Linked DNA regions of Homo sapiens: region 2 is linked to region 1. The links are chromatin loops, found by intact Hi-C in ENCODE. Cell type or tissue: MCF 10A. All regions are shown on one strand. Each heading gives the region's core, and the rest is flanking DNA. Links, peaks and the distances in the headings are about the cores only.

What was found. A loop is a pair of places that touch in the nucleus more often than their neighbours do. Peaks named below come from ENCODE experiments on the same cell type or tissue, not always from the same donor. Only the 100,000 strongest peaks of a DNase experiment are listed, where the experiment ranks them.
Region 2: it touches region 1 in a loop (8-fold over the local background); 9 of 110 quality-filtered maps call a loop at or near these places.

The regions. Positions count from the first base shown.
Region 1 is chr2:217,706,428-217,722,801 of GRCh38, forward strand. All of the region lies in intron 2 of DIRC3 (disrupted in renal carcinoma 3), which reads right to left. Among named protein-coding and RNA genes, the nearest start is that of DIRC3, 76 kb to the right of the region's middle. RefSeq lists an enhancer at 7,298-7,347. In MCF 10A, for the core only: a CTCF peak has its summit at 7,236 (motif pointing left); a DNase peak (open chromatin) is centred at 7,234.
Region 2 is chr2:217,134,277-217,150,650 of GRCh38, forward strand. No RefSeq gene overlaps it. Among named protein-coding and RNA genes, the nearest start is that of DIRC3-AS1, 140 kb to the right of the region's middle. In MCF 10A, for the core only: a CTCF peak has its summit at 8,587 (motif pointing left); a DNase peak (open chromatin) is centred at 8,575.

The DNA.
Region 1 (16,374 bases), core at 3,815-11,814:
TTCCACCTGGACTCACACAATGGTGAACTCTCCTAGCATAGAAGAGGTTAAGATGACAGGCAGACAACATGGCAACTAGTGTCCCTGCAACGTATCTGGAGGGGAGGGGAGGGGAGAGGAGGGGAGGAGGAAGGGGAAGGGGAGGAGGAAGGGGAAGGGGAGGAGAAAGGGGAGGAGGAAGGGGAAGGGGAGGAGGAAGGGGAAGGGGAGGAGGAAGGGGAAGGGGAGGAGGAAGGGGAAGGGGAAGGGAAGTATCTGGTTGAGAAAATTCCATCGGACACTGATTACATAGTCTCATGACTTTTAGAGAAAGAGAGACTTCTTCTTGGCATCTTACTCTGTTCTCTTCAGCAGATGGACACTGAGGGTTAGAAACCTCCCCACCACCAGCAGCCTTTCACCAGGTCCTATTCAATCTTTGGCAGCTTGGAGAGACTCAGTCTGGTCCACCCCACCCCACCTCCAGCTTCATCTTATGCTATCCTGCTCACCTGCCCTAATCCTTCAAGTTCCTCACCCCAGTCTCTCAGGTTGCTGCCCCATCCTGTTTCTCCCCTCCAGCACACAGCCAAAATCCAAATGAAGTCTAGAACTTTAACAAGTGTCCGATAATGGAGTCACACAATATGAAGGCCTTGGTAGCTGGAGAGCAGGCTCCACTCTCATTCCAGCATGGAAATGCCACACCAATGAATCTTCCTGTTTTTAACTAGATAGCTCTGCCTACTCTGGCTAACATACCTAGTAGCCAGAAATCAAATGCCAAAATGCCCCATCCTGAGCCTTGTGCCTGCACCCGCCAAAACAAGTCTTTCAGGGCTGACTAGAAGATTCCGGATCTTGGAACAAAACAGCCTCACAGCTCCAGGCTCTGCATGGTGACTCATTCCTCACGGAGAAGTTAAACCTCCCTTTGGGAGAAAGAGCTAAGCTACAGGTACTCCAAGACCAATTCCAAAAGCCCTCCAGGAACAGGGCTCAGAGGGAGCCAGGGAAAGTGGAGACAGGGTGGCAGGGCTGGGAGGGTGCCAGAGGACAGGAAATGAGCTTCTGCCCTTCGGTTAGTTTCCAGGAGTGATTCCTTCCAGCCAGGCTGAATGGGATGCACACAGCTACCTCCCTGATGGGGTTTCAATGTTTGTTTCCTCTCCAAAGCTGCAGCTGGAGAGGACAGTCATGCAAAAATGAAAACAGAACTAAGAATCTTTCTTCAACTTTCTTTCAGCCCAATTGAAGTAGAAAATGCAGTCAAAAGATAGAAAATAACATATTGGCAATATTTGTAATTCAGCACAGAATTAATCAATAATATTGCTTAAGAAATGTTTGTTTGGTTTTTACATGTCTAGAATCCTGGGAAGAAAATCTAGTTTAAAGAGAGAGAAAGTTAGAAACTTTGAGATTCTGATGGAAATGTCTTCTGGGTACTTTTAAAGTCTAAGTTAATGGTCTTGGTTCTATTTAAAATATGTGTGATTTCCTTATTAAAGAAGAAATATCTGTTTATTGTAGGAAAAAATCAAAATTCAATTAATGGAAAATATTTTTAAAAATTTCTCCTCCCATTAGATGTGCATACATTCCAGATTTTTTTATACATTAATGCTTTGTTTTTATAAAAATGGAATTCTACATATTTTGTAATCATTTTTCCTTTCGATTATATCAATAACATCTAATTTAGATTGTTATTCTAAATGGATATATAGTGCATCATTATATTGGCATTCCATCATCTAGTCAATAAATCTCTATTACTGAATATTTACTGTGTTTCCAATTTTGGGTATTATAAACAACATTCTAATAGGCACTCTATCTTGCATATGAATTGCCCGGTCATTTCTTTAGGATATATTCCTCAATGTGAAATTACCATATCATATTTATTAAATGTTGATATATATACCAAACTGCCTTCCAGTAGGGTCGGATCAAATTGCACTTCCCCAAACCATGAATGCCTTTTCTCTGCTGCACTCACTATTATGGGTGCTGTCATTCTTTTCTGTATTTCTTAGCTGTATCCAAGTTTACTTGATAATTGTTTTTATTTGCTTTGATAAAAATATCACGAGAATTCTTTTTCTTTTGATTGCATGTGTGAGATAAGGTCAAACTTAATCATTGTCAGTTAATGGAAAAAAAGTAGGAAGAGTGGGAAGGAGATAAGGTAGAGTCCACTGAGGTAAGTAAACAAGAATTAGAAGTAACTGTCTACAAATATCATCATGCCCCCACCCCAGGGAAAAAGGAGGCATTAGAAACCGACTTTGGGTCAATTTCCCATGCTGTTGGACCAAGAACTCTTTCAGTGCTATCCCAAATAGTGCAAGGACCTGCACACCATTTTTAAGTTGGAGGCTTCCAATTCAGGTGATGTCAGGTGACGTGTATATATAACACACAGATGGCATACATTTGAGCAGAATTGGATTTGCTTGGTCTGCAGAAGACCACCCAAGAAAAATTTTGGAGATTCTCAGAGGTATGAAACTGAGCTTAGCCCTCACCTGGTGTAGGACCTCAAGCCTTTCCACTGATGAGCAACTGTTAACAACATAACTAGAACTCCCAGCCCCAAATACTAGAGACTTGTTAGGGCCCAGGTGAAAGAACTGATGACTCTTTTGAAGTGTTCCTCACATGCTGTTGGTTTCCTTTCTTTTATATTTACATGCGTAATCTCTTTTAATTATCACAGCAAACGTTTGAAGTAGATTTTATTATTTTTCCCGCTCTACAGATGGATGAGCTGGAGCTGAGACCACTATGGCAAAGCCACAGCATGAATCCATGTCATCTAATTCATGCCCTTTACACTATTACCACCTGGTAGAGTTTGCAGTAACACTACTCACTTCTATTGCAGTTAGAGCAGAGGCTCCAACAAGAGCCCAGCGGTGGCCAGATTTCTTCCTGCTTTACCAGATAAGAAAGAAAACAGTAATTGGGTGACAATACCTAAATTCCCTTTGGGGTTCTGGGCATAAGAGAAGTGTTACATGTGCCTTCCTTCATAGGATAACAGACTCCAATGCTTACAGGACTTCTGAGAGATGTTAAGAAATCAATCCCCATTAGGCAAATTAAATCTAAATAAATAACACCCACTCTGCATCTTCCTGGAAAAACCCATCCCAGGCCCATATGGCTTCAGGCAAGTTGCTTAGAAATCATGAAGATCATGTAGAGACACAGGATGCAAATGCAAGACACCGATCATTTGGTCTCCTCCTTTCCATGGCAGCTTTCCACCAGGAGGCTATGGGAAGGTCATGGCCACCAGATGTTGCTGAGGACAAGAAAACTTGTTCCTGGCTGGGCTTTGCCAGAAGCCTCCCTCCACCCTGCTGTACCCATGGTGTTCTGACAACCCTGTGGTGCTCACATCCACAGTGGCCTCTCCATTGCTTCCAGTGGCCCATCTGCCTGGGCAGCAGGAATCAGAGGGGTGTGACATGGAGACACAGACCATCTAGTACTAAATGTTTGTTAAGGCTGAGTAGAGTCTGGAATGTTGGCTTGAGGGCTGCTGTCTGAACCATCAAAGCAATGAAAAACTTAAACGAATATGCCATTTGAGATGTTCTCCGAGGTGGGTGAGCTCTTACAAGCAAAAACTGGAAGAACTACTCTGGTAGAGGAAATTCCTTTGGACACTGATTCAAGTTCTGGCTGTGCCACAGTGGTGTCATCTCACATACCTCCCCACTAACCTGCTCTCCCCATACTATGTTGAATTTTCTGTCTTTAGCCAAAGCCTCTTTCAGCCTAAATGAGACCTTCTACTGGTGGAGCTTCAAAGCACTCCATCTCCCGGCATCCCCCACCTTCTCAAATTTCATTTAAAAGACCATGAAACACCATCTCTACTCCCACAAAGATAAATGCCATGCAATCCATTCTCCAGCCTAGCAGGCCTTTCTCAGGCCATCTCACATCACACACTCACCCTCCAGCTTCCTGCTGCCTAAGGTGCTTGAGTCACACCAGATCCCTTCTTCTGGGGAAGCTTGTCAGATAGCTCCTTTTATCCCACACATTTACACCAACTGCCATCATCACCATGCATTCAAACTCACACTCCAGGACAGGCATGGACCACAGATGTCCCAAAGCCACATCTCCTAATCCACAGATTCACACATCACATTACAGGAACTCAATTACTTGGTGACTAAAGTCAAGCTCAGAATCTCTTCTCCATATTCAATAGATTCACTCTTCCTCACTCAACTTCCTCATTCCAACAAATTCAGAGACTCTCTACTTTTCTAAGAACTTACAGGTCCCCCTTAGACCTCCATAACACCTAGGAGAGTTAGATGTCATTACTCCCATTTTATAGAACAATAAATCAAGGTTCAGAAAGATTGAGTGACTTGGCCAAGTTCACACATCAGGCTGGAGACTGCCTGCTGAGATTCAAACTCAGATCTGTTGAAAATCTATGCTCTGTCTAACAACTACAGGCTGTAACACAAGGGATTTACACAAGATTACACAATTGTTCAATAGGGTTAGGAAAATAGAAACAAGAGAAAGGACAGGGCCAGAGGAAGAGAGTAGCAAAGATGAGCTAAGAAGGTAAACTTATTGTCAAGGTAAAGAGTTGAAGTTTTACGTTACAGGCATTTAACCATGCCAGTTTTTTAAGCAGAAAAGCAAAACTAGGGGGAGGAAGCAATAACCTAAGTAGAAAAAATTCTCTAAAAATCATGTGTCAAGGTCCCTTCCTCCAGCAAAGGCTTCCCTTAAGCCATCCAGACAGGGTGGAACGGTTTCTCAGAAATCTAAGCCACTCCATGCCTGTGTGGTATGAAACCCCATGCAAATGCCATTAAGCCTTCACCAGAGGCTCCCTGCCATGGGCTCTCCCTGTCTCCAGCTGCCCCAGGACAGCAGGGCTGCAGCAATGGCTTGGTGAGCAGATCTGGTTTGCAGCACAAAGCTTTGCACTCCCCCTGGACTGTTAGCCCTGACACAGTACATAGCTGTGGTTTCTATGGGAAAGCCCCTGGCTACCCACACCAGGCCTTAAATGTAGGATGAATCCCACAAAATCTCCCATCCGAACCTGCATTAGGACTCAAATCCTCGGCTGATCCTGGCAGGGCTGGGCCTCCGGGCACAGATTAGCACAGAAACCCCAGGAACTCAAAGCACCTGCAGGCAAGGATCACTATGGCTGGGAAGCCAGCATCCCCAGGTCTCCCTGGCCAAGTCAGATCTCTTTTCCCAGAAGTCTTTTCATGGTGAATAGGACACTATGACCAGGAGTCAGGAAACCTGGGTTCTTGTTCTAGGCCAGTCACCAACCAGCTCTGGGGCCTTGAGTAAATCACTAGCCTTTGCCGGGTCTCTACTTTCTCATCTCAGGAATACACCACCAGCCCTTGCTACTCTGCAGAACTTCGTAGAAGAACATGTAAGAGTATGGATGTGGAAATCATAGCCAACTTCCTACTTGGTGGGATACCTGGAGAAGACTCAGAGATGGCAGATAGATAGATAGATAGATAGATAGATAGATAGATAGATAGATAGATAGATAGAAAGAAAAACAGATCATCTCCCAGATTTCTGGGAACAGTACAGATGGCAGATGTTCTTCCTCAGTTTACTCATGAGCATAGTCTTACTTTTAAGGCGGTATGCCTAATTTCTTGTGAGATAATAAAGATGATAATTCAGTCAGGGAGATGGATAGAGCCTAGAGGAGGAATTAAGGGTGTGCACTTAGCCATCACTACTCTACCTCTGTTGAGCTGTGCCATCTTGGACTAGTTACACAGTTTCTCTGGGCCTCAATGTCATCATCTGTAAAATGAGATTATTAAGAGTTGTACCCAGTTGTGGGTACATAGTACCTAGCACATGCTCAGTGCTCAATGAATGGTGGTTGATGATGTCAAAAAGGAATTCTGACTTTCAGGCTCTGTCTATGTTGCTCTGTCCTTCCACTCCTCCCCATCCCACACATCCAAAGTATATCTTGTAATTGTGACCCTGGGTGTGCCTTGAAGGGTTTGGCTCTTTCTTTTTCCTATGCACTCCTCCTGGAAAACAGCAGACCTGCTGAGGCAACCAGCACAGAAACAGAGCTCGTGCCGACTCCCAACTGCCGGGGATACAAAGGGCTGCTAGGGAGATGGAGCAGGAAGCACAGCCCTGGAAGAGTGCACTGTCCCCCCAGCATCCGACAACCGGCCTCTCAGTGTGGAGCTCTGTGGGGCACAGTTGACGACTGTCACTCACATCCACTGACACCACCGTCTATGCCATTTGTCAGCAAGCAGAATGTCCTCATGTGGTTTGACCTGACTCTCTCAAGTCCTGGGGAACAAGGTTGCACCCTCCACATGAAAACAACCAGCTCAATGCACAGAGTCTGGTCAGATTCACAGCTGGAGTTTGCATCTGTCACCCACCACCCTGCAAGGTTCTATTCTTCAATTCGACCAAATAACTTGTAACTGGGGACACAGCCCAAACATGGAACCAGGAAAGGTCAAGGTTCCAAGCTACCTTCGAGATCATCTGATCCAATAACTTCATTGTTCTGGTAGGAAAAGCAAATCCCAGCGAGGGGACTTACCAGAGATCATACAGTTGGCCAGGGAGTGGCTCAAGGATCTAGGAGTAGCAGAGGCATCTTCACCCCCCCTCACCTGGGAGAAAACAGAACCACAAAGAGGGGGAGGTCGGCTGGTGGAGGGGACTGACACCGGTTGCATTTCAGGGGCTTCGCAAGGGGTAGAATGAGCACTGGACTGAGGGTTAGAAGACCAGGGTCCCCCACGTGTCTCTGCCTCGAATCAGCTGGGCCCCCGTGAGCTGTCACTTCCCCTCTCTTTGGGTCTCAATTCTCTCTTATAAAACGGAGCATCCCATCCACCTCTAAGAATGGGTTCAAGGAGCAGATGAAAATGTGTTTTGAAAATCCTGAGGCTCTACATATGTACAACCAAATTCTGCCCATCTACACAGCCACTTTTAGCTGTTGTCCCCAAGGCCTGGAAGCAGGCAGAGGGGAGAGTTAGGTAAGCTCTCTGAGCACATCCAAGGCTGGAGGGCTTCCCTCAGCAAAGGGGGCCCAGAGCACCAGGCTAAATCCATGTCATTCAAGCAGCGCTCAGGTTGTGTCTAAGCAGCTTTGATTTTAAAAGATTAGGAGGGCCGCAGGGTGGAAAGAAAAGTTGATGAGGCAACAAAGTCCTGCCCGCAGTACCACACTGCCCTCTGCAGGGTGTCTGTGAGAAGGCACCTCGGCTGGCCAGGTCAGGTTAATTCCGACTGCCCAGGGTCACAGATCCATTCCCGTGCCTCCACGCAGTGCAAGCCCTCTCCAAGTAGAAACAGGGATTGGGGGGGTGCTGCAACCACCCTCAGTAATCTGCTCTGTCTTCAAACAGCGCAGGCCTTTCTTGGTGTCTGGCCCGAATCTTCCTCTTGTCCTGACACCAACCATCTTCCAACCTGCCCTCCGAGGAGCCTGCCTTAGCGTCTCTTGCTTGTGACTCTAAAGCCAGGATTTAGAAGGTTCTAGAAAACAGAACAGCCCTGGCTCCTGCCCACCTCATTGTACCCTCTTTTCTCCAGAATAAGGTGGTTTCTCCATACCCTGGACATATTTTGGTCCTTGGAGAAAGCCCCCACACTGAAGGAGACGTGTCTTGCCTGAATCAACAGACAAGCCAGCGTCCTGCAGGTCTCAGTGATGAACCAAAAAGTCTGTGACTTTCACGAACATCAGACCCAATCTCCACAAATGATCTGGGATTGCGGGGGACATCCAGGGCCCAGAGCCTGCCCCCACGGCAACAAGGAATGTCCTCCAAGGCCCTCATGGCACCAGACCTTCCCCCTTCTCCATCCTCTCCCTGGCTGTGTGGTTCAGAGTGGGGCACTCTGCAGCTGGCTGACCAGCCTCCAGGCATGGGCTCAGGCCATGCTCCCTGTGTGCCCTGTGCAGACCCGGGGAGACGCTGCAGCCGGCCTGGCCATGTGACACGGGTGATTCACACACGCAGACGCCCAGACCAGTTTCTCCTTTCTTCCTCTCCCAGGCCATTACAAAAGGCACAGTCTCAGCACAGTGCTGCATTGTTCCCAGGGTCAGCAGAGGCTGGAAGCTGAGGGGAATTAGGAAGACAGGGAGTTGAGCAGCGTAGAGTGGTTTTCCATGCAGCATATGCACCTCGTGCAAGCCAAGCCCACTTCCTGTCTTGGCTCCAGCTCTGGAGCTCAAGTTTATATCTCCCTCCTTCAGAACCAACTTCGGTTTGGGTTGTTGGCTTCTTTAATTTTCCACTCTCCGCACGTGTGCATTTCTTTGAAAAATATGCACGTGCTGTGTCTTTTTTCTTCTCCAGCACACATCATTCTTTAGAGACTATAATATAAATTCGGAGTCCAGCAGCCTTTGTCTTTAAGAGCATGCTTTCTCCTTTGTCTTCTGCTCTCTACCCCCAACAAGACACTAAGCATAGACAGGTTGGTGGATGTGATCAGAGGTACACGTGGGCAAGGCCAGGACTTGGGGGTGCAACATGAGTGAATGGAAGAGAGAGGAGGCTGGTCAGCAATGGTGGCAGGGGGTGGGGGGTGAAGAAATTTGGCCATGAATGGGGCAGTCAAGGATTTGGGAAATTATTCCAATTTTCCTATTCTTTAATTATGAAAATCTTCGACTCTGGGTAGGTGAAAATAATTTCCTGGTAAATAAACACTTGGAATCAGAAGGGCTTTTGGCAGCCCAGTGGTCCCATTCTGATCATCTGAGAGGTAGTCCTTCCTCTACAGCAGGCCCATGGCCAGCAGGACAATCTGTCCCACGGCTGAGCAGCTCAACTCATTAGAAGGAGCTTTGAATATCAGGTCAAAATGTGTCCCCCAAGTGGTAGGTTGTAAAAATGGTCACCCTTTTTCACTCCTCCTTGTATCCATGCCCTTAACATGTGACTTTGCAGGACTGATCTATGACTTGCTTTGATCAAATGTAATGTCATGCCATTACTGAACTTAGACTTCAAGAGACCTCACGTACTTCTGCTCTCTCACTCTGAACCCTGTCACTGGCATGAGAACAAGATCAGTATAGTCTGCTACAGGATGAACTAACACATGGAGGAGAACTCTGTCATCCCAGCTTAGGCCTTCCTAAGCTTAGACTCTTACTCTCTCAAGTCCTGGGGACAACCCACAGCCAGCATGACAGCTGACTGCAGATGCATGTATGAACCCCAGCTGAGATCAGCCAAGCCTGGCCCAGGTCAGCAGAACCACCCAGCTGAGCCCAGCCCAAATTGCTGGCTCTCAGAATTATGAGTTAAATAAATGTTGTTTTAAGTCAATAAGTTTTGTAGAGTTTTGTTATGCAGAAAAACTAAACCAGTGCAGCCCATAATAGCCCTCTACAGCTATACAGAATAATCTCGTGATTCCTTGTCCCTGAGGACAGCCCTTTAAATAGTGAAATACTTATCATTGCCTCTAAGCAACAGAATGACTCTTGGGGAGGTCATGCTACTAGCTCCTGTTTTAGAGGAAAATCACCCACCAAGACATCCTTTGCCACTTCTTTTTCACTAGCTGCCAACCTAGGAGCTGCAAACATCTTGCAGTTGCTGTCAGCATCCTTCTACAACATCTTACTCACTCATTAGAGCACTCTGACAGCCCCATACCCCAATAATCTGATCTTTCCAGCACATTTTATTGAAAATTAAGAGAAATTATAAGATTGAGATGAGGAGGACACTAAAGTACAATGAAAGTAGTTAAGTAAATTAGGCTTCTTGAAGCCACTTCTGACCCAAATCTGCCAAAACTGCCAAAAAGCCTCCAAAATAAATGTCCATGGAAGGCTTCACATGGAGCCCCAGCTCCATGGGTCACAGCAGTTGAGGGTGGTCAGGGGCTGCTGCTTCCAGCATTGGCCATGTGAAGCCAGCAGCAAATGCATTGAACTTGGTCTTGGGGCTGATGGGGAAGGTCATCACCCCCACCACAGGAGACAGATCAGACCTATGGCAGCCTCCATTTGGAACCAGATGTGGAGGGAAGTGGTGTGGGAAATGGCTGCCATCTGTGGATTTTCTGGCTGAAGACTTGACTGCAAAGTTTGCCAGTTTCAAACGAGCCCTTGCAGCTTGGCTTCCTGTTTTCCGTTTGCGCTCCCCGTGTGTCACGGCACAATTATTCTGGGAGACGTGCTCAAAATGGACACGGTCTCCAATTTTCTTTCCCTAATAACAGTGCGGGAAATAGGGGTGAGGAAGGCAGTTGAGAGAGGAAAAACCCCAAACCTCAGAAAAGGATGAAAACACTTCTAAACTCAATTTCAAAAATGAGAAAATCAAAATCACCAAATCGCAATACACAGCCCTCTACTCATTCAATCCAGTCCCCTTATGGCTGAGCAGGCTAGCGAAGAGAAGAGACTTCATGGATGTGAGGGGTGTGAGTTCTACTTTCATGGGATCAAGAATATTTTGAAATTTTCTTTCCTGAGAGCCTAAAAATCATCCGCCTGGGATGGCAACAAGGTCAAATGGCTGGTGGTAGGGTCCTGAAAAGATGCCGTCCACCACCAATTATTTTTCAACCACATACATGGCCTTGGCCATGGCTCAAAGCAGAACAAAGAAAGGGCAACTCTCTTCCAGCTCTTTTTTGTCTTCTACTGGACAAATTAATCAGCCCCAGTGCCCAAATCCATTCTTATTCATGGCCAGGAAAGAAGTTGGAAGTCTAGAGTATGCATGTTTTAAAGGTCTTTGGAACTGTCTTGCTTTTGGATTTTAGATGAAAAGATTAGGATGTGTTTGTCTGTGTGTGCCTATGTATATGAGCCTGGATTTATCCAGGCTTTTATCTATGTGCCTGGGTACACATATTTGTGTTTCTGAAAGTGCCAGCTAGTGTGCGAGCATGATTTACATAAATAAATATATCTATAACATGTACACTTGGTACGAATGCCTGTGTGAGCCCATGAATGTGCACACTTGCTGGCCAGCATGTGCATAAAGTTGTGTTTGTGTGTGCATGCACATGAGTGTGTGAATGCCCCACATGTGTTGCATGCACTAACATGTCTGCAGTCTATGTTCAAGATGGGGTGGCATGAGTGTGCATGCTAGCACACAACTGCCTGTGAGAAGGTGTGTCTGTGTGTGCACGTGTCTGTCCGTGCAAGCAGGGCTCCTGGTCTCTCCCCATCTCCATCTCCACCTCCCCCTCCATCAGCCCACAGCAGCCTCTGTTTGCCTCCCTTTGGGATCTGCCAGCTAATGGCAGGAGTTCTTCTCCCAGGGAAACAACACTCCTCCCTGCTCATTTGTGTCTCATCAGAGGGCTAACTGGCCTGGAGGGGCTCCAGGCTCCAACCCGTAAATGGCAGCCCACGATGGCAATGGACGACTTTCTTAATTGCCCGTGATGCTTGCGGGTGCAGTGCAAACACAACGGTAGCTATTAGGCTGCGAGGCCTGAAGCAGGGTTACATTTTGCGCCTGTGTGAATTTAGTGTTCCTGGGAGTTGAGAGGCCAGAGTGGGTTGGAGCCACCGAGAGGCTGTTATTATGGCCTGGCATGAGCCTGCCGTTAGCTTCTTGAGACCCTGAGGCCATTTCACCACACTCCAGAATTGCAACCCCCTTGAATTTCCAAACCAGGGACCCTGGGCAGCAATCCCCCCACCACACACACACACACATGCACACACACAAACACACACACACACACACACACACACACACACACACAGAGTCATGCTTCTTCTTTCTCTATTCTGTCTGTCTCTGATTTATTTTTCTTTCTGTCTCTTTCTCCTCACTCTATGGTTTTTCTCTCTCTTTCACTCTTCCCCTCTATCCGTTTCTTGCTTCCTCCCTTCTTTCTTCCTCCCTTCTTCTCCTCTCTCTGCCACTCTCCTAGTTCATAAGCTCACAGCAGCAGACCTAAAGCTGGACAATGACCAGCATCACCTTCACCTGCCCAACCACCAGCAGTAGCCTTTCTCCTTCTCCAGCCCAACCCCAGCCCAGTCTCTCCCTTTGGTCTCCATCCAGCCCATTCCTTCACAGTTCTGGGTCCCAACAGGAACATTTGTTATGTATACGTAACTCTAAGGCTTTGAGGAGGCTGGAGGGGTTTAGCAATGAGCTTTTTGTTTCTTTTGTTCCCCTCTGTTTGCCCCCTCATAGACGCCCATGATAACCAGCGCTCAGCCTCTTGTTTTCTGCGTTGCTGGCTTCAGCTCACATGAGGGAAACTGAAGATCCAAAGATAGCGGGAGTACTCTACATCAATACATCAAAGGAAAGGTGCCCAAATGCAGGACTCCTCCATAGCTTAAGGCACAAAACTTCTCCTCCGTAGGCCCAGAATGGAAGAACATGGGTTTGAAGCCTCCAGTTGTGGGTGGCACTTGAAGGAATTTGGAGCAATGACAGAAGACTGTGTGATTTCCTCTTGAGAGGAGAAGTGGGCCAGGAAACAGTGGTAAGACACTGCTTTATAAATGGCTTAAAATATCCTCATTCAAATAGTTCTTCAGAACATGTTGCTTGGCTCAATGTTTATGGGTGAATAAATGAGTGAGTAAACAAATAAGTGAATAAATGAATGACTAGAAGGCAATTACGTTCCCTTTCCTAGAGATTCCTAGGAATGAAAATCATACTAAATCTGGATGATCTCTCCTTAAAGTAAGGGAATGCATAAGGTGACATCAGCAGGGCTCTCCAACAGGAGGAAGTAGCAATCCTCCAGTAGGTCCCCTCCCCTGGTGGCACCCAATTCCTTTGTGTATTAGTCTCCACTAATGATCTCAATTGACCTTCCCACCAATAAAGCATTGGAGATGAGGAAGCTGTGACGTTATGAGGATGAAGGCATTTCCAACTCTTTCACAGTTTTCATCCAATAGCACAACATCTTCTCTTGTCCTTCATCTCAGCCAGGACCATGAGAGGCTCCCAGGTGACCCCACATGGAACAGTAATGCAGATGCCTAATGCTTTTGTCCTTCTTATTTTGTCTACCTTGCCAGGTGTAAGGGCACTTTCTGACTGGGGAGGAAATATGAAAGTTCAGCTCCTTTGCATCTAGTTGGGACAAACTCTGAAGCATAATTTGCATTCTATCATGCCTCTGCAGGATCAAGGTAAAGTTTATCCTCCATGAGTTTATAACAGAAATTTCATGCTTGCTTGACTTCTTCCCCTTTTCTTTCCTGCATGCCCCACTCTCTTTCAAGTTTCTCCTAGGATCATTTTGTTAAAAAATCACTTGTGCACTAATAGTCATCTCAAGGTCTACTTCTGGAAAACTGATCTTAAATAACAGAGTGCTCAAACTAAAATGCCTACTAGAGTCTGTTGTGAGGAGGTATAGAAACCTCACACTCTACCCATCTTAGTTTGTTTCATGCTTCTATAGCAATACCATACACTGGGTAATTTATAATGAACAGAAATTTATTTAGCTTGTGGCTAAGTCCAAGGTCAAGGAGCCACATCTGATGAGGGCCTTCTTGCTGCATGATAACATGATGGAAGGCATGACATGTGTGTGAGAGACAGAGAGAAGGAAGCTAAATTCATCCTTTTTTAAGAAACCCATTCCCAAGGTAACAATCAATTGATGAGGGCCCTGCCTCTAATCATCTCTTAAAAGTCCCACCTCTCAACACTGCTGCACTGGGGATTAGGTTTCCAGCACATGAACCCTTGGGGAACACATTCAACTCACAGTGGCATCCAAAGACAGCAGCCGCTCCCAGTGGGAATGGCAGCCATACTGCAAGATAGCCTGACTTTTTAAAAATGTTTAACAGAATCCATGGTTTCACATATCTCTCCATTTTTAAGTGTGAAAAACATCTGAGATCTTTTTTAACACACTGTTCAAGCTGAGCAGAACACATCCACAGATGGGATTCATATTCCGACTACTAGATTTCAATCTCTGCATTGGTGGTTCAGATTCTAGTGAAGAAATGATTGGAGGTGACTTCCAACACCACCCAATCAAAAACTACCAAGTATTGAAAAGGGCAGAAACATGACCCATGGTATCATGACAAATCAATTAACCAAAACCAACTTGAAACCTACACGGATGTTAGAATTATCAGACAAGGAAATAGAAACAGTTATTATAATTATATCTGTATATGTTCAAAAAGTTAAGTAGAAGATATTTTAAAAGATCCAAGTCAGACTTCTACAGATGAAAACTAAAATGTCTGAGATGAAAAATACACTGACTAGAATAAATGGGAGATCAGACATTACAGAAGAAACTTGAAGACTCAGCAATATGAGCTAGCCATGAGGATACATAAAGATAAAAAGACATTATAGAAAAACTAACAGAGTATCACTGAGCTATGGGACAACTTCAAGCAACCAAATATATGTGTAATTGCAGTCATCAAATTTGAGATGCAAGGGAGAACAGAAAAATTATTTGAAGAAATACTGGTTAAATTTTTTTCCAAGTTTAATGAAAACTATATACCCACAAACCCGGAAAACACAATGAATGCCAAGCAAAAGAATATGAGGAATATCACACCTCATAATCAAATTGCTCAAAACCAGTGATTAAGAGAAAATCTAAAAAACAGCAAAAGAAAGGTACATTATGAACAAAAGAGCCAAAGTAAAGACAGCAGATGTCTCATCTTAAAACAGTATGTGAGGGAAGGCTGTAGGGCAATATCTTTAATGTGTCAAAAGAAAAAATATCAACTGGAATTCTATACCTAGTGAAAATATCTTTCCCCAAAAAAAGCGAAATAAAGAAATTTTCAGGCATAAAAAACTGTAAGAATCTAACACCAGCAGACCTACATTAGAAGAAATATTAAAGTCCTTTGGGAAAAAAAAATTAAACCAGATGGAAATATGAATGAATGTGCACCAGGAATTAAGAACACCAAAAATAGTAACTTACATTATATGAAAAACTTACCTAAAATGAATCGCAGATGTAAACATAAAATATAAAACTATATACATAGAAAATATAGAAAAAAACCTTTATGGTTTCTTAAGACTTCATACATACAATACCCAAAGTACAAGTGATAGTAGAACTAATTGATAAATTGGACTTCATCAAATGTAAAAATATCTACTCTTCAAAATCAGAATGAAAAGACAAGGCACAGACTACAAGAAAAATATTTACAAATCATGTATCTGATAATGGATTTGTATCCAGATTTATAAAGGGAACTCTCAAAATTCAATAAAGAAAATAAGCAACCCAATAAAGAAAACAGGAAAAATATCTAAACAGACACTTTCCCAAAGAAGACACATGGATGGCAAAAAAGCACATGAAAAGACATTCAACCTCATCAGTCATTAGGGAAATGCAAATTAAAACCACAATGACATAGCACTAAATAATTATTAGCATAGCTAAAATGGAAAGGACTGACCACATCAAGTGGTGGTGAGGATGTGGAGGAACTGGAACACTGTTGGTGGGATTGTAAAATAGGACAAGCATTTCGGAAAGCAGTTTGGCAGTTATTTTACAAGTCAAATATACACCTACCATATGATTCAGCCATTCCATTCCTGGATGTTTACCCAAAAGAAATAAAAGCATATGTCCATACAATGACTTGACTGAATTTTTATAGCAGCCTTATCTGTAATAGCCAAACACTTGAAATAACCCAGATGTCCTTTAACAGGTGAATGGGTAAGCAAATTATAATATACTCACATGATGGAATACTACTCAGCAATCAAAAGGAATGAACTACTAATACATACTACAATCTGGATGAATCCCAGAATAAGTATGCTGAGTGAAAGAAGCCAGACTAAAGAACATACATAGTATATTATTCCATTTATATAAAATTCTAGGAAACTCAAACTAACCTATAGAGAGGTAAAGCAGATCCATGGTTGTGTGGGTGAGAGAAGCAAGAAAGAAAGGTTACAAAGTGCCACAGAGAAACTTTTTGGGATAATAAATATGCTCAACATCTTGATTCCAGTGATGGGTTCATGGGTATACACCTGTGTCAAAACTTATAAAATTGTACACTTTAAATGTGTGCAGTTTGTTGCATGCCAATTATACCTCGATAAAGCTATTTTAAAAACAGCTTTATTATACTTATTTATTGATCTGGCAATCAACAATGATGTGTTTAAAAAAGAAAAAGAAATTGTCAAAAAAGGTGAAGCATTCTTAACCTGGACGTGGAAGCAGGGGAACCATAACCCACAGGTCAGCCCTACCATGGCCCAGGGTTCATTCATTCCCTTTCCACACGCCTTCATAGGCCCTCCAGTTGACTGAACATTTACTCCAAGGTCATTTAATTAA
Region 2 (16,374 bases), core at 5,349-13,348, 570 kb before region 1:
TGAAGGTACTTATCAGCTTAAGGAGTTTTGGGGCTGAGATGATGGGATTTTCTAAATACAGAATCATGTCATCTACAAACAGAAACATTTTTACTTCCTCTCTTCCTATTTGAATTTATTTCTTTCTCTTGCCTGATTTTCCTGGCCAGAACTCCCAATACTATGTTGAATAGGAGTGGTGAGAGAAGGCATCCTTGTCTTGTGTCAGTTTTCAAAGGGAATGATGTCAGCTTTTGTCCTTCCAGTCTGATATTGGCTACGGGTTTGTTGTAAATAGCTTTCATTATTTTGAGATATGTTCCATCAATACCTAGTTCATTGAGAGATTTTAGCATGAAGAGGTGTTGAATTTTATTGAAGGTCTTTTCTGCATCTATTGAGATAATCATGTGGTTTTTGTCATTGATTCTGTTTATGTGATGGATTATGTTTATTGGTTTGTGTATGTTGAACCAGCCTTGTATCCCAGGGATGAAGCCGGCTTGATTGTGGTGAATATGCTTTTTGATGTGCTGCTGGATTCAGTTTGCCAGTATTTTATTGAGGAATTTTCCATCAATGTTCATCAGGGATATTGGCCCGAAGTTTTCTTTTTTTTCTTGTGTCTCTGCCAGATTTTGGTATCAGGATGATGCTGGCCTCATAAAATGAGTTAGGGTGGAGTCCCTTCTTTTCAGTTGTTTGGAATAGTTTCAGAAGGAATGGTACCAACTCCTCTTTGTACCTCTGGTAGAATTTGGCTGTGAATCCGTCTGGTCCTGGGCTTTTTTTGGTTGGTAGGCTAGTAATTGCTGCTGCAATTTCAGAACTTGTCATTGGTCTATTCAGGGATTTGACTTCTTCCTGGTTTAGTCTTGGGAGGGTGTATGTGTCCAGGAATTTATCCATTTCTTCTAGATTTTCTAGCTTATTTGTGTAGAGGTGTTTATAGTATTCTCTGATGGTAGTTTGTATTTCTATGGGGTCCGTGGTGATATCTCCTTTATCATTTTTTATTGTGTCTATTGTCCATTTGATTCTTCTCTCTTTTCTTCTTTGTTATTCTAGCTAGTGGTCTATCTATTTTGTTAATTTTTTTCCAAAAAGCTCCTCCTGGATTCATTGGTATTTTTGAAGGCTTTTTCATGTCTCTGTCTCCTTCACTTCTGCTCTGATCTTAGTTATTTCTTTCCTTCTGCTAGCTTTTGGATTTGTTTGCTCTTGCTTATCTAGTTCTTTCAATTGTGCTGTTAGGGTGTCAATTTGGAATCTTTGTAGCTTTCTGATGTGGGCATTTAGTGCTATAAATTTCCCTCTTAACGCGGCTTTAGCTGTGTCCCAGAGATTCTGGCATGTTGTCTCTTTATTCTCATCGGTTTCAAAGAACTTCTTGATTTCTGCCTTAATTTCATTATTTACCATTCTTAAGAATTTTTTTGATGCTATCATAAATTGCATTTTTAATTTAATTTAATTTTCAGGTTATTTTGTGTTACTGTATGGGAATGCAATTGATTTTTGTATACTGGTCTTATATCCTGTTTGAATTCATTAATTATATCTAATTGTTTTAGTGTGTATGTGTGTGCATTCATGTGTGAATTCCTTAGGAGTTTCTAGGTACAAGATTATATGAGCTCCAAATACACATTGCTTTATTTGTTCCTTTCTGATATGGATATCTTCTTTTTTCTGCCTAATTTCTTCATCTGGAACCTACAATACAATGCTAAACAGCAAAAGGGGACATCCTTGTCTTGTTACTCATCTGAGAAGGGAAGCTTTCAGTGTTTCACTAAATATGATGTTAGCACTGAGTTCTCATAGATGTCCTTGGTCAGGGTAACTTTTCGTCAATTAGTTTAAATGTTGGATTTTGTTAAATGATTTTCTGCATCTGTTAATGTAGGTTGGTGCAAAAGTAATTGCGGTTTTGCCATTACCGTAATGGCAAAACTGCAATTACTTTTGCACTAACCTAATATGTGGTTTTTGTCCTTTTTTCTGTTACTATTGTGTTTTACATTGATTGATTTTGTATGACTCAAAATCAAGCTTGAATGCTTGCAATAAATCCTATTTGGTCATATTGTGTAATCCTTTTTGATATTTCTAGATTTAGTTTTATAGTACTTTGTATTCATAAGAAGTAGTGGTGTGTATGTCTCTTTCCTTATGATGAATATCAAGTTTACACTGACCTCATAGGCTATGCTGGAAAATATTTTATCCTTTTCTAGTTTTTGGATGAATTTGGAAATATTAATGTTAATACTTACACATTTGGGAGAATTCACCAGTGAAGCAATCTGGTCCTGGGCTGAAAGTTTTTTGATTAGTCATTATCTTTACTTGCTGTAAGTCTATTTGGGTTTTATATTTCTTCTTGAGTCAGTTTTGGTAGCTTAAATGCTTTTAGTATATTCATTTTATCTAAGTTATCTAACTTGTTGGCATAAAAGTATTCATATTATTCCCTTATAATTGTTTTTATTTCTGTAATATAACTTCTTTCATTCCTGATTTTAGTAATTTGAGCCTTCTCTCTTTTTTTTTTCCTTTGTCAGTCTATGGCTTTATCAATTCTGTTGACCATTTTTAAAACTCTAAATTTTGCTTTTGTTGATTTTCTACATTATTTTCTATTCTCCATTTTATTTCTACACAAATGTTCATTATTTCCTTTCTTCTGTTTAAGTTTAGTTTGCACTTCTTTTGTTAGTTTTATGAAGTGGAAGATTAAATGTATAAATTTAAGGTCTTCCATTTAATGTAGACATGTATAGTTATAAATTTCCTTTTGAACACTTTTCCTGGATCCCATAAGTTTTGGCATATTGTGTGGCAGTCTCATTCACCTTAAACTATTATCTAATGTTTTTGTGTTTTATTGCTTTACCCATTGATTATATAGATTGTGTTGTTTAATTTCTATGTATTTTTGAATTTTTAAATTTATTTCTGTTATTGATTTCTAATTTCACTGTATTGTGGTTGAAGAACATATTTTGAATAATTTTGATCCTCTTAACAATACTTAAATTTAAAAAAATTTTAAATGGCCTAACATGGTATATCTAGAGAATATTCCATGTGTACTTGAGAAGAATGTGCATTCTGCTGTTGTTGGTTGGAGTGTTTTATAGATATCTTTTAGTTCCTATTAGTTTATAATTTTGTTTAAGTTTTTGATTTACTTTTGATCTCCTATCTATACATTTTTCTATCTGCTAATGAAAGTGAGGTATTAAAATCTCCGGTTATTACTGTTGAATTGTCTATTTCTCCCTTCAATTCTGAAAGTTTTTATGTATTTTGGGACTTTGTTGTTAGGTTCAAACGTAGTTATAATTGTTATATCTTCTTGATGAATTGATCCTTTCCTTTTTTCTTTACCATTTCTGTTTCATTTATTTATTTTTATAATTTCAACTTTTATTTTAGATTCAGGGGGTACATGTGCAGATTCATTACCTGGATGTATTGTGTGATGCTGAGGTTTGGGATACAATTGATCCCATCACCCAGGTAGTGAGCAGAGTACCCAACAGTTAATTTTTCAAACCTTGCCCCACTGCCTCCCTCCCACTTCTCATAGTCTCCAGTTTATTATTGTCATCTTTATGTCCATGTTTGTCTAATGTTTTGCTCCCACTTATAGGTGAGAATATGTGGTATTCGGTTTTCTGTTCCTGTGTTAATTTACTTAGGATAATGGCCTACAGCTGCATTCATATTGCTGCAAAGGACATGATTTTGTTCTTTTTTATGGCTGTATAGTAGTATTCCATGGTGTGTATGCACCACATTTTCTTTATCCAATCCACCACTGATAGACACCCAGATTGATTCCATGTCTTTGCCATTGTGAATAGTGCTGCAATGAACACATGGCTGCATGTGTCTTTTTGGTAGAACAATTTGTTTTCTTTAGGATATATACCCAGTAATCGGATTGCTGGGTTGAATGATAGTTGTTTTAAGTTCTTTGAGAAATCTGCAACCTGCTTTTTACAGTGACTAAACTAATTCACATTCCCACCAATGGTGTATAAGCACCCCCTTTTCTCTGCAGCTTCACTAGCATCTGTTGCTGTTGTTGTTGTTGTTTGACTTTTTAGTAATTGCCATTCTGACTGGTGTGAGATGGTATCTCACTGTGGTTTTGATTTTTATTTCTCTCATAATTGGTGATGAGCATTTTTTACATTTTTGTTGGCTGCTCATATGTCTTCTTTTGTAAAGCGTCTGTTCACGTATTTTGCCCACTTTTAAATAGGGTTATCTGTTTTTTGTTTGTGGAATTCTGAAGTTCCTTATATATTCTGTATATTAGACCTTTGTTAGATGCATAGTTTGTGAATATTTTCTCGATTCTGTAGGTTGCCTGCTTACTTTGTTTATAGTTTCGTTTGCTGTGCACAAGCTCTTTAGTGTAATTAGGTCTTACTTGTCAATTTTTTTTTTTTTTGAGATGGAGTCTCACTCTGTCACCCAGGCTGGAGTGCAGCGGCACAATCTCAGCTCACTGCAACCTCTGCCTCCCAGGTTCAAGCAATTCTTCTGCCTCAGTCCCCTGAGTAGCTGGGACTACAGGCGCACGCCACCATGCCCAGTTAATTTTTGTATTTTTAGTAGAGACAGGGTTTCACCATATTGGCCAGGCTGTTCTAAAAGTCTTGACCTCATGATCTGCCCACCTCGGCCTCCCAAAATGCTGGCATTACAGGCATGAGCCACTGCACCTGGCCCAATTTTTGTTTTTGTTGCAATTGCTTCTGAGGACTTCATCATAAATTCTTTTCCAAGGTTGATGTCTAGCATGGTGTTTCTTATGTTTTCTTTTAGGATTCTTATTGTTTGAGGTCTTATATTTAAATCTTTAATCTATCTTAAATTAATTTTTGTATATGGTGACAGGTAGAAGTTCAGTTTCATTCTTCTGTATATGGCTAGCTAGCTATACCAGCACCATTTATTAAATAGGGCCTCTTTTCTTCATTGCTTATTTTTGTCAGCTTTGTTGAAGATCAGATGGTTGTAGGTGTGTGGCTTTATTTTTGGGTTTTCTATCATGCTCCATTGGTCTATGTGTCTGTTTCTGGACCAATACCATGCTGTTTTGGATACTGTAGTGTTATAGTATAGTTTGAAGTTAGGCAATATGATGCCTCTAGCTTTGCTCTTTCTGCATAGGAATGCTTTGACTATTCTGGCTCTTCTTTGGCTCCATATACATTTTAGAATAGTTTGTTCTAATTCTGTGAAAAACAACATTGGCTGTTTGACGAGAATAGCATTGAATCTATAGATTGCTTTGGGCAGTGTGGCCATTTTAACAATATTGATTCTTCCGATCCATGAGCATGGAATGTTTTTCCATTTGTTTGTGTCGTCTGTGATTTCTTTCAGCAATGTTTTGTAGTTCTTCTTGTAGAGATCTTTTACCTCCTTGGTTATATGTATTCCTAGGTATTTTATTTCATTTTGTTGTGGCTATTGTAAATGCAATCGAGTTCTTGATTTGGCTGTCAGCCTGAACGTTCATGTATAGAAATATTACTGAGTTTTGTACATTAATTTTGTATTCTGAAACTTTACTGAAGTTGTTTATCAATTCCAGGAGCCTTTTGGTAGAGTCTTTAGGGTTTTCTAGGTATGGAATTATACTGTCAGCAAAGACAGATAGTTTGACTTCTTCTTTTCCTATTTGGAATGTCTTTTATTTCTTTATCTTGCCTGATTGCTCTGATTAGGACTTCTGATGCTTTTCTTACTATAAAATATCCTTTGTGTCATCAGGAACAATTTTTACCTTTAAGTCTATTTTGTGTGATATTAGCCTCACCACTTAAGTTTTCTTTCAGGCACTATTTGCATGTTATATCTTTTTCCTTTCCCTTACTATTAACCAATTTGTGTATTTGAATCTAAAGTCTTCTCTTAAAGACAGCATACAGTTTAATCATTTTTTAAAAATTTGTCTGCTGGTCTTTACCTTTTTTCTGGAGTGTTTAATCTATTTACAATTAATTTAATTACTGATAAGGTAGAATTTATGACTGACATTTTGCTACATGTTTTACATATTTTCTATATCTATGTCTTTATCCTCCTTCTATTCCTCCATTATTGTTTTGTGTCTCTGTGTGTTATACATATATTTTCTAGTGTACTAATTTAATTTTTTCCTTGTCATTCCTTTTATTATATATTTTTGTGTTTGCTTTGGGGATTACAATAAATAATTATTATTAATGGCCAGGTGCAGTAGCTCACGCCTGTAATCCCAGCACTTTGGGAGGCTGAGGCAGATGGATCACTGAGGTCAGGAGTTCGAGACCAGCCTGGCCAACATGGTGAAACCCTGTCTCTACTAAAAATACAGAAATTAGCAGGCATGGTGGCAGGCATCTGCAGTCCCAGTTACTCAGGAGGCTGAGGCAGGAGAATGGCCTGAACCTGGGAGGCAGAGGTTGCAGTGAGCAGAGATCATGCCATTGCACTCCAGCCTGGGTGACACAGCGAGACTCTGTCTCAAAAATAATAATAATTATTATTTATTAATGTTATTGATTAGTAACAATATAGTTCAGATCAATGTCATCTTAATTTCAGTGGTATATAAAAACTTTGTTCCTATATAGCCTTGTTCTGCCCACCTTTCCTTGTGCTGTTATATTTATACAAACTAAATGTTACACATTGTGTGCCAATCAACACAGGTGTGTAACTATGGGTTTGTGCAGTTGTCTTTTAAATCAGATAGAAAAACAAAAGCATTATACACAAAAAATATATTTACACTGTCTTTTGTATCTACCTATTAGTTGTCTTTTTCTGTGCTCTTAATTTATTTATGTGGATTCAAGTTACTTTCTACTGTTCTTCTATTTTAGCCTGAAGGACCCACTTGAATATATCTTGTAGGTCAGTTCTCCTAGCAATAAATTCTCTCAGTTTTTGTTTATTTTGAGTCTCCTAATTTTGCCTTTATTTTTGAAGAAATGTTTTGCTGAATATATAATTTTTGGTTGTCATTTTTTTTAACTTTTAGTGCTTTGAACGTGTCAACATGTCATCCTATTGTATTCTGGCCTCTATAATTTCTGATGAGAAACCAGTTGATAATTACATTGAAGGTCACTTTTACAAGATGAGCCACTTCTCTCTTTCTATTGACTTTGGCTTTTAATCATTTAATTACATGTCTAGGTATAGATCTTTCTTGTTTTATCTAGCTTGGAGTTTGTTAAGCTTTCTGAATGTTTACAGCAATGGTTTTTATTAAATTTAGATATTTTGGCCATTATTTTTTCAATTTTTTTTTCCCTTTTCTTCCTCCTCTCCTCCTGGGGTTTCCATTATATATAGTTGTTATTGGTGCCCCACAGATCTTTAAGGTTCTGCTCCGTTTTCTTTATTTTTGTTTCTTTTTTTGTTTCTGTTTCACAGAGTGGATAATCTCAGTTGACCTATCTTTAAATTTGCTGAGTCCATCCTCTGCCTGCTCAAATGTTATGTTTAGGTCCTATAGTGAAATTCTTATTTCAGTTATTGTATTTTTCAACCTCCGAATTTTTATTTGGTTCTTTTAAATATTTCTCTTTTTATTGACATTCTCTATTTAGTGAGACATCCTCTGGGTTTTTAGACTTTTTTTTAGTTTTTTAAAAAAACACATTTCAAATAGTTGAATAAAAGTCTTTCTAGTAATATCTGGGTTTCTTTTGGAACAGATTTTATTAATCACTTTCTTTCTGTGTATGAACAATACTTTCTCATTTCTTTGCATGCTTCATAATTTTTTGTTGAAAATTAAATATTTTAAATAATATAATTTGGAAATTCTGAAAATCAGATACTTCTCTCCAGGATTTGTTATTTTTGCTCATGTCACTGTTTTTGGTTTCTTCAGTGACTTTTGTAAACTAACTCTGTAAGACGTATTCTTGCTGTGTGTGGCCACTAAAATCTCTGCTCAGTTATCTTAGGGGTCAACTAGTGATTTGACAGACATTTCTTTAAATGCTGGGTAGCAATAAGCCTTTCAGTGTTTTCCAGCTGTGTGCATGTTTGGATAGCCCTTAGACACTCAGCCAGGCAGCTTAAAATTCTGCATTATCTTCATTTCCTGCTTTCCAGAATCTTAAGACTAGCTGGAGGTGAGAGTTTAGGGTCTTCTTTGGTTGTTCGTGAACATGTACACAGCTTTGAGCATATCCATAGTTTTATACATGCATGTGACTTTCTAGGTTCCCCAAAATTGGTCAGAGCTTTTCAAAGCCCCCATGTAAACTTATTCCCACCTTTTCCTTTTAATTTTAAAGTTTTATTGTTGTTGTTGTTCTTAGCCATTGTTTGCCCCAACTGTTATCTACTGTCTTAGGCAGCCTCAGAAATAAATAATTGTCCATAATTGTTTTCAACAAACACCCCTAAAAGAAAAAGCTTTTTATACTGGGCCAGTGCCAAGTCAGTTCAAATACTCTCAGCTTTGCAAGTGGAATCTTCCAGAGAATCACCAGACAGGTCAAATTATGATAATCTCTGGGAATTAGGTTTTGAAAGAATGCCAACCCTCTTCTGCGCCCTCTGGTGGCCTCCAGCCTGCTGATTTTTACTCAGAAAGCAAGGTATTGATTTTCAAGGCTTTCATGGAGTGGGAGAGATAAGAATTAAAATAGGGTAAATTTAAAACACCAGAAATTCACTGTTCTTACCAAGATTTAGCTGTTTTTCTTGACTAAATCTTCCCTGATTGATGCAAACTTTTAGTTAATTTCCAGAGTTCAAAAAAAGTTGATTCTGACTTTTTTTTGTAGGTTTTAAAAATTGTTTTATGAAAGGGAAAATTTTCAGAGGTCCTTACATTGCCATGTCACTGGCATCACTCTCTGTATAGTTTATTTAAAAAGGAATGTGCAACTATTTTTTCAAGTGATTGTACTATTTTACGCTCTCACAAGCAATGCATGAATGTTGCAATTGCTCCACCAATATTCGGTGTTGTTAATCAGTTTTATTTTGGTCTGTTAGATATTTGTGTGAAGGTTTTTTGTTTTTTATCATTTTTTGGTGGTTTTTTATGAATTCCAATTGATTAATTTGTTTTATATTTAGATATTTTTGTATTCCATCTAAAAAATAATTTCCTACCTTAAAATACCAAAGATAGTCTACTATCTTTCCTGCTAGAAGCTTTATAGTTTATGGTTTTACATTTAGGTCTATGATCTAGCTCAAATAATTTTATATATGTTGTGAAGTAGGGGTAAAGGTTTATTGTTTCCCATATATATTTTATATATATATATTATATATATTTATTTGTTTCATTACTCTGTCCTAAAAAATATTATGCATTCTTCACTAAATTTTCCTGATGTTTTATGTTAATATCAATTAACATATGTTTATTGGTCTTTATTTCTGGAATCTCAATGATCAGTTTTGTTAATCTAATTTTCTATCCTCGATACCAATATTACATTAGATAAATTACCAAGGCTATGTAGTCAACCTTGGGATAAGGTTATCTGAGCTACCTAACTTTGTTGTTTATTTCAAGAATTTTTGGTCTAGATTATTTGTGTGTTTATATATTTTAGAATTTACCATCACTTTCTTGAAAAGGACAAAGGGAATTTTTAATCTATAGGTCAATTTGGGAAGAATTGACATCAAACAATGTTAAATCTTTCAATCCGTGAACACAGCATATCTTTCTATTTAGGTCTCCATTAATTTTTCTCAGCCTTATTATACAGTATTATATAGTATTCTTACATGCCTTTTGTCAAGCTTATCTCCAAATTCTTTATGCTTTTATATGCTGCCGAAACAGTATTTTAAAATTACATTTTAAAATTTATTTTCATAATTGTTTTTTTGTATTGTTTACACCTCCTGAAAACTTGCTAAATTTACTCGTTAGTTCCAGTAGTTGTTTTATAGATTACTTAGGGTTTTTTTATGTAAACAATTCTGTCATCTACAAATAAAGACAGTTTTACTTTTTACTTTTCCATCTGTATATTTTTAACATTTTGTCTTGCCTTATCGCACTGGCTAGGACCTCTAATACGATGTTGAATAAATATGGCTATAGCAAATATTTTTGATTAGTTCTCAATCTTAGGGAGAAGGTGTATAATATTTAATAATTGATATGGTATTAATGGTAGAGTTTTGGTTTTGCTTCTTTGGATTTGGCAGAAAGGGCTGCTTTTTTCAGTTTGAGGAAATTCCCTCTGTTAGTTTTCTCAGAGTTTTTAAAATAATCATAAATGAGTGATAATTTTTTCAAATGTCTTTTTTTCCATCTATTGAGATGATTATATAGTTGGGTTCTTTTTTATTAGTTAAGTTATTGTAGGAATGCAATCTTGCATTCCTAGATATCCTAGGTTGCATTACTAGGATAAACCTTACTTGGTCTTTTAATATACAGCTTAATTTGATTTGCTAATTATTTCTTTCTTTCTTTATTTTTATTTATTTTGAGATGGAGTATCACTCTGTTGCCCAGGCTGGAGTGCAGTGGCGCAATCTCGGCTCACTGAAACCTCTGCCTCCCGGGTTCAAGCGATTCTCCAGCCTCAGCCTCCTGAGTAGCTGAGACTACAGGCACGTGCCACCATGCCTAGCTAATTTTTGTATTTTTAATAGAGACAGGGTTTCACCATGTTGGCCAGGGTGGTCTTGATCTCTTGACCTTGTGATCCACCTGCCTAGGCTTCCCAAAGTGCTGGGATTACAGGCATGAGCCACCACACCCAGCCATTAATCTATTTTTAAGAATTTTTCTGTCTATGGTTTGAGGAGATGTTGGTTAGTAACTTTCTTTTCTTACAAGGTCTTTGGAACTTTTGATAGCTTGTTATTAGAGTTACACTGCCTTCATAGCATAAATTAAGGAGTGTTTCCTTCTTTTCTATTTTCTAAAATAGTTTCCATGTGATTGATTTCGTTTCTTATTTAAATGTTTGATAGAATTCGCCAGTAAAACCATCTGGGGCTAGGGTGTTCTTTGTGGAAAGATTTTGTATTGCGAATTTAATTTTTTAATAGACAAAGAGTTATTAAAATTTTCTAATTTTTGTCAATTTTAGCAAGCTGTATTTTTAAAGAAAGTTGTACATTTGTTTTAAATTGGGGAATTAGTGGAATAAATTTTTTCATAGTATTCTTATTGTCCTTTTAAAATCTGAAACATCTGTATGATATCTTTTCTTCCATTCTTGATATGAGTAATTTGTGTTTCTCTTTCTTTCTTCATCTGTTTTGCCAGACATTTATTATTTTATCAATATCTTCAAAGAATAAACTTTTTGCTTTATTAGCTTTCTCTATTGTTTGTTCATTACTTATTTCATTTATTTTTGCTCTCCTACTGAATGGAGGATTCCTTTGTCTTAATTTATTATGCATACCACAGTGAATGAGTTTACTAAATCACTGTTTTTTCGGTCTGGTGCAAATCACACCTGAGTTTGGCATATTAAATTCTTTTTTTTTTTTTAATTTGAAACGGAGTCTCTCTCTGTCACCAGGCTGGAGTGCAGTGGCATGATCTCGGCTCACTGCAACCTCTACCTTCTCTGTTCAAGCGATTCTCCTGCCTCAGCCTCCCAAGTAGTTGGGACTACAGGTGCTCATCACCACGCCCAGGTAATTTTTGTATTTTTCGTAGAGACAGGGTTTCACCATGTTGGCCAGGATGCTCTTGATTGCTTGGCCTTGTGATCCGCTCCCTTGGCCTCCCAAAGTGCTGGGATTACAGGCATGAGCCACCATGCCTGGCCTTTTTTTTTTTCCTTTGGTTTAGGGCATAAGGAAGCGCTGTGGTATAGCAGAAAGTCCTCTGATCTTGGATTCAGCATTTCAAAACTATCACTCAACTTCTTTATCCTCAATTTTCTTGTATGTAAAATAGTGATAATAATAATTGCATATAACTTGTGTGAAGTGTTTGGAACATAGTAATCATTCTCTGATGGTTAACCTCAGGAGTCATAGCAGCTCCTCACTGTCTATGTAGCTCATTGACCAGTATCTATTATTTAACACATAACCTGATTATAAATATTTCAGGTATGTATCATCTGTGATGGGAATAATTCCAAAGAGGGAACATTTCCCAAAGGTATTTATAAATAGCCTCTAGTGCTTACCCTTTTCTAAATGTTATCTGAAGGACACTAAAGGAAATCAGATTGAGTTCAAATAAATATCAGTCTATAGTTCAAAATTAAATTGTCTTTTAGTTTAATTTTTGTGAAAATCTATTGTCTCAGGAAAACTCTGCTGTAAGCCAAGTCAGTTAACATTTCATCCCCAAATTGCATGACATGAAACAATAACACTAGTTTAACTCAATTGTGGTTCAGCACTTTAGGTTAAGCTCAGTTAGGTGTTCTGTTGATCTAAGTTGGTTCACTCTTGGTTTTCAACCAGCAGTTGATCAACTAAGTAGATCTGCTTCTGAGTTTGGATGGCTATTGATTAGAAAAATGAGGGAAACTGTGTTACTTATCTCTCACCTTCTAACAGGGTAACTCAGGCTTGTTCATGTGGTGGCTCCAGGTTCCAAGAGTAGCAAGAGAGCAAGGTCCAATATGGAAGTTCTTTCCAAGCCTCTGCTTGTGTCACATTTGCTCATGTCCCGCTGGTGAAAGTGAGTCACTGGGACAATCCTGATTTAAAGGGGGTGGAGAATAGGCCCCACCATTTGATGGGAGTCAGCAGCAAAGAATTATGGTCATTTTGGTCATCTACCACACTGGCTCTGGGCTCTGGATGTAGTGGGAGAAATATGAGGCCAAGAGGGATGTGTTTCTCGTCAGTATCTCCAGGATGTTAACAAAGGCATGCCTTGCATCCGAAGGACAGTTGGGACAACTCCTGTGTCGCCATCCAGCTAGTGCTTTAATCTGTGAAGAGCTTTCTTGGCAAATCAACAAATACATTCTGCTTAGAGATTGCTAGAAAAATATTTGATTCTCCAGATAGCCGAAATATAAACTTTTCTTTGTTATCTTTACCCTGTTCTTCTTCCTCTTTCCCCCAATCATCCTACTTCCTAACCCATTTGATGTCTTTTACAAAAGCCTGCCACTGACTTTCGTAGCTTTCATCCCTGTGAATGATGAGGAAATGTGCCAAATACCTGCTGATTTATCTGAAATGGGGCGTAAGGCTCATAAACTCAAAAATAAGATAAAAGAGAGCTGACAGTCCAGGCTAAATTCTACAATCCAATTTCAGATTCTTCCCAGTTGATCTCACAGCATATATGCAAGTGCACATACTTGAATACACACCACACCTCTGCCCATGATCACCTTTAAACAGTCATAAACAAAAATATACACAGATTGACTTCAGTAAACATGCTGTATAGGATGGGAGGACTGGCAGGAGGGAAGTAAAGAGAGAAGATATGTTCTCTAGTACTCCAGCATCTCACAGAGACACAGTGATAGCTCTCTTGTTAGCTTACGTGCTTGCTCTCCCAGTATTTCTCTTCAATATTATCTCATCAGAAAAAGTTGTATCAGTTAGCTATTGCTATGTCACAAACCACCACAAAACCAATCACTTGAAACAAAAAACATTTGCTATGTATCATGAGTCTACGTGTTGGATAGGCAGTTCTATTTATCTGATCCAGACTCAGCTAAGCTTCTTTGGGCTTACTCATGAATTTGCTATCAGCTGCAGAACAGAAGTGGACTGACTAGTCTAGGATGGTCTTAGCTGTGGAAACTTGGCCTTCCTCTGTGTCTCTCACATTCCTACAGCAAGTTAGCTCAGGGATATCTCGTGTTTATGGCAAACAAACAAGAATGGCAAGAAAGCAAACAGCAATTCACAAGTGCAAGTGTTTCTTAAGATTCTGCTTGCACCTTGTTTGCTAAGCCCCATTGGCCAAAGCAAGTCACACAGCTGAGCACAGAGAGAAAGGGCCAGTCAGAATCTCTTACCCAAAATGGTCGTAGTAAAAACTGGAAAATCAATCCAATTAATTTACCATTCCAGTTGTGCAACATTACGGAAATTTTAAAAATATTCATGTAATTGTTTGTCACATTATTATTATTATGAGACAGGGTCTTGCTCAGTTTCCCAGGCTGGAGTGCAGCGGCACAGTTACAGCTCACTGTAACCTCAAACACCTAGGCTTAAGTGATCCTCCCCCCACAGCCTCCCCAGTAGCTAGGTTGTTTGTCACATTATTGAATGATCCACAATCTAATTCTTACCCTTGATGGTGTAATTCATTCCTAGCGATAATTTCTTTTAATCCTTTATGTCAGCGTGTCTTCCTGAGACTCCAGTCAGCCTGGATTTGTCTGCAGGCCCAGGAAGGGGGATAGTGCAGTGGCCAGTTTTTAGTGTTCCCTTGTGGGTATATGCGTCCTGGCTTGGGGTTAGCCCTATGTCTTTTCTCCTTTAACTTTATGCCAGGATACAACTCAGAAGATTTACTCATTGAAGAGACTCTCACTTTTGAGCAGCAGAACTGGGCCTCCTTACTCACAGACTCTCACAGGCAGCCTAGGACTCCCGCTCTTGGGCCTCCAGGTTTTTTATGTGGATAATAGAAAGAATCAGCTCTCACTAGGAGCTTGAGGTATATGTGTATGTAGCAGGGGAGGACTGGGGAACATTAGCTTGAATATAGGACACTGTGCTAAATGTGTAAGAGTGAGACACTGGCTAGAATCCACCCTCTTAGCCATTTATCCAACTTATTGCTGTCTAAAAGATATAACCTTGTCATCAAGAATGGATAAAACAAGAAGGAATTAGATTAAATGGTAAAAATTATCTTGCAGTAAAAACTAAACAGCACTTACTGCTAAAATGTATCATATTAGAATAGTGGAGGTCTCCTTTTGAATAGTTTGAGGATCTAGAGACCTAGCCCTCTGTCTAGGTTGAGCTTGCTACAAGGGGTCGTTAGACAAAGGGGAAGTTCTGCTCAGACCTTCTGAATTATGTATGCTGAGAATGACCTTTTACCATCCCTAGCAGCTTCCACCTCCAGTAGCTGTTCTGCTCACCAGCCACTGCTTCTGACCTTTCCTAGACTCTGAGACAAGGCTAGAGTGACTTTCCCTCCTTGTTCCAGAGCACACAGAGGCTCCAGGGTGCATGTCCAGCCCTCACACCAACCGCGCAGCAGCTGAGAGCCTCACACCCATCAGCTTGCCTGTGGAGTGAGGTCACAAGATATTTCAGTCCTTTGAAAAAGGTGTGAACCCCAGCTAAAGGGGAGGAAGTGTTTTGAGAGCTCAGGTCCCAAGGTGAGATAGGACTGCAAGGTTTTTTGTTTTTGTTTTTTTTTTTTTTTGAGACAGAGTCTTGGTCTGTAGCCCAGGCTGGAGTGCAGTGCCGCGATCTCGGCTCACTGCAAGCTCCGCCTCCCGGGTTCACACTATTCTCCTGCCTCAGCCTCCGGAGTAGCTGGGACTACAGGCGCCCGCCACCACGCCCGGCTAATTTTTTTGTATTTTTAGTAGAGACGAGGTTTACACCCTGTTAGCCTAATGATCCGCCCGCCTTGGCCTCCCAAAGTGCTAGGATCACAGGCATGAGCCACCGCGCCCGGCCGATTTTTTTTCTCTTGCTTTAACATTAAGAGCATAAAAAAGGCCGGGCGCGGTGGCTCAAGCCTGTAATCCCAGCACTTTGGGAGGCCGAGGCGGGCAGATCGAGAGGTCAGGAGATCGAGACCATCCTGTCTAACACGGTGAAACCCCGTCTCTACTAAAAATACAAAAAATTAGCTGGGTGCGGTGGCGGGCGCCTGTAGTCCCAGCTACTCAGGAGGCTGAGGCAGGAGAATGGCGTGAACCCGGGAGGCGGAGCTTGCAGTGAGCCGAGATTGCGCCATTGCACTCCAGCCTGGGCGACAGAGCAAGACTCCATCTCAAAAATAAAAAAGCATAAAAAAGTTGTCCTATTACTTCAAGAAAACCATTTCCTTTGGAAAATATTAAAGTCTTTAACTTATCTTCACTTTAAAAATAAATGCATTTCGAAATACGCTGAGAATCCAAACATATCTTTTTCATCTTCTTACGTCATGGGCATTGGGAAATACTTAACAGCAGATGGAATAGTATTTTTAAATGCCAAAAGAAAATAACCATCAGCCTGGAATTCAATATTAAGTAAAAATATCTTTCAAAAGTGAGGGAGTAATAACAACTGCAGTCAGTAAACCTCCGTCAATGAGACAGACACCTGGAGAATCTTCCCTACATTGCCAGCACATTGACTTGGAATGGAACAGGAAAGGGACAGCTGTGGCATTGCTTCCTAGCACTAAGGAAACCAGGGGGTACTTTCTCACCAGGTCATTATCTCTGAAACTGAGGGCAG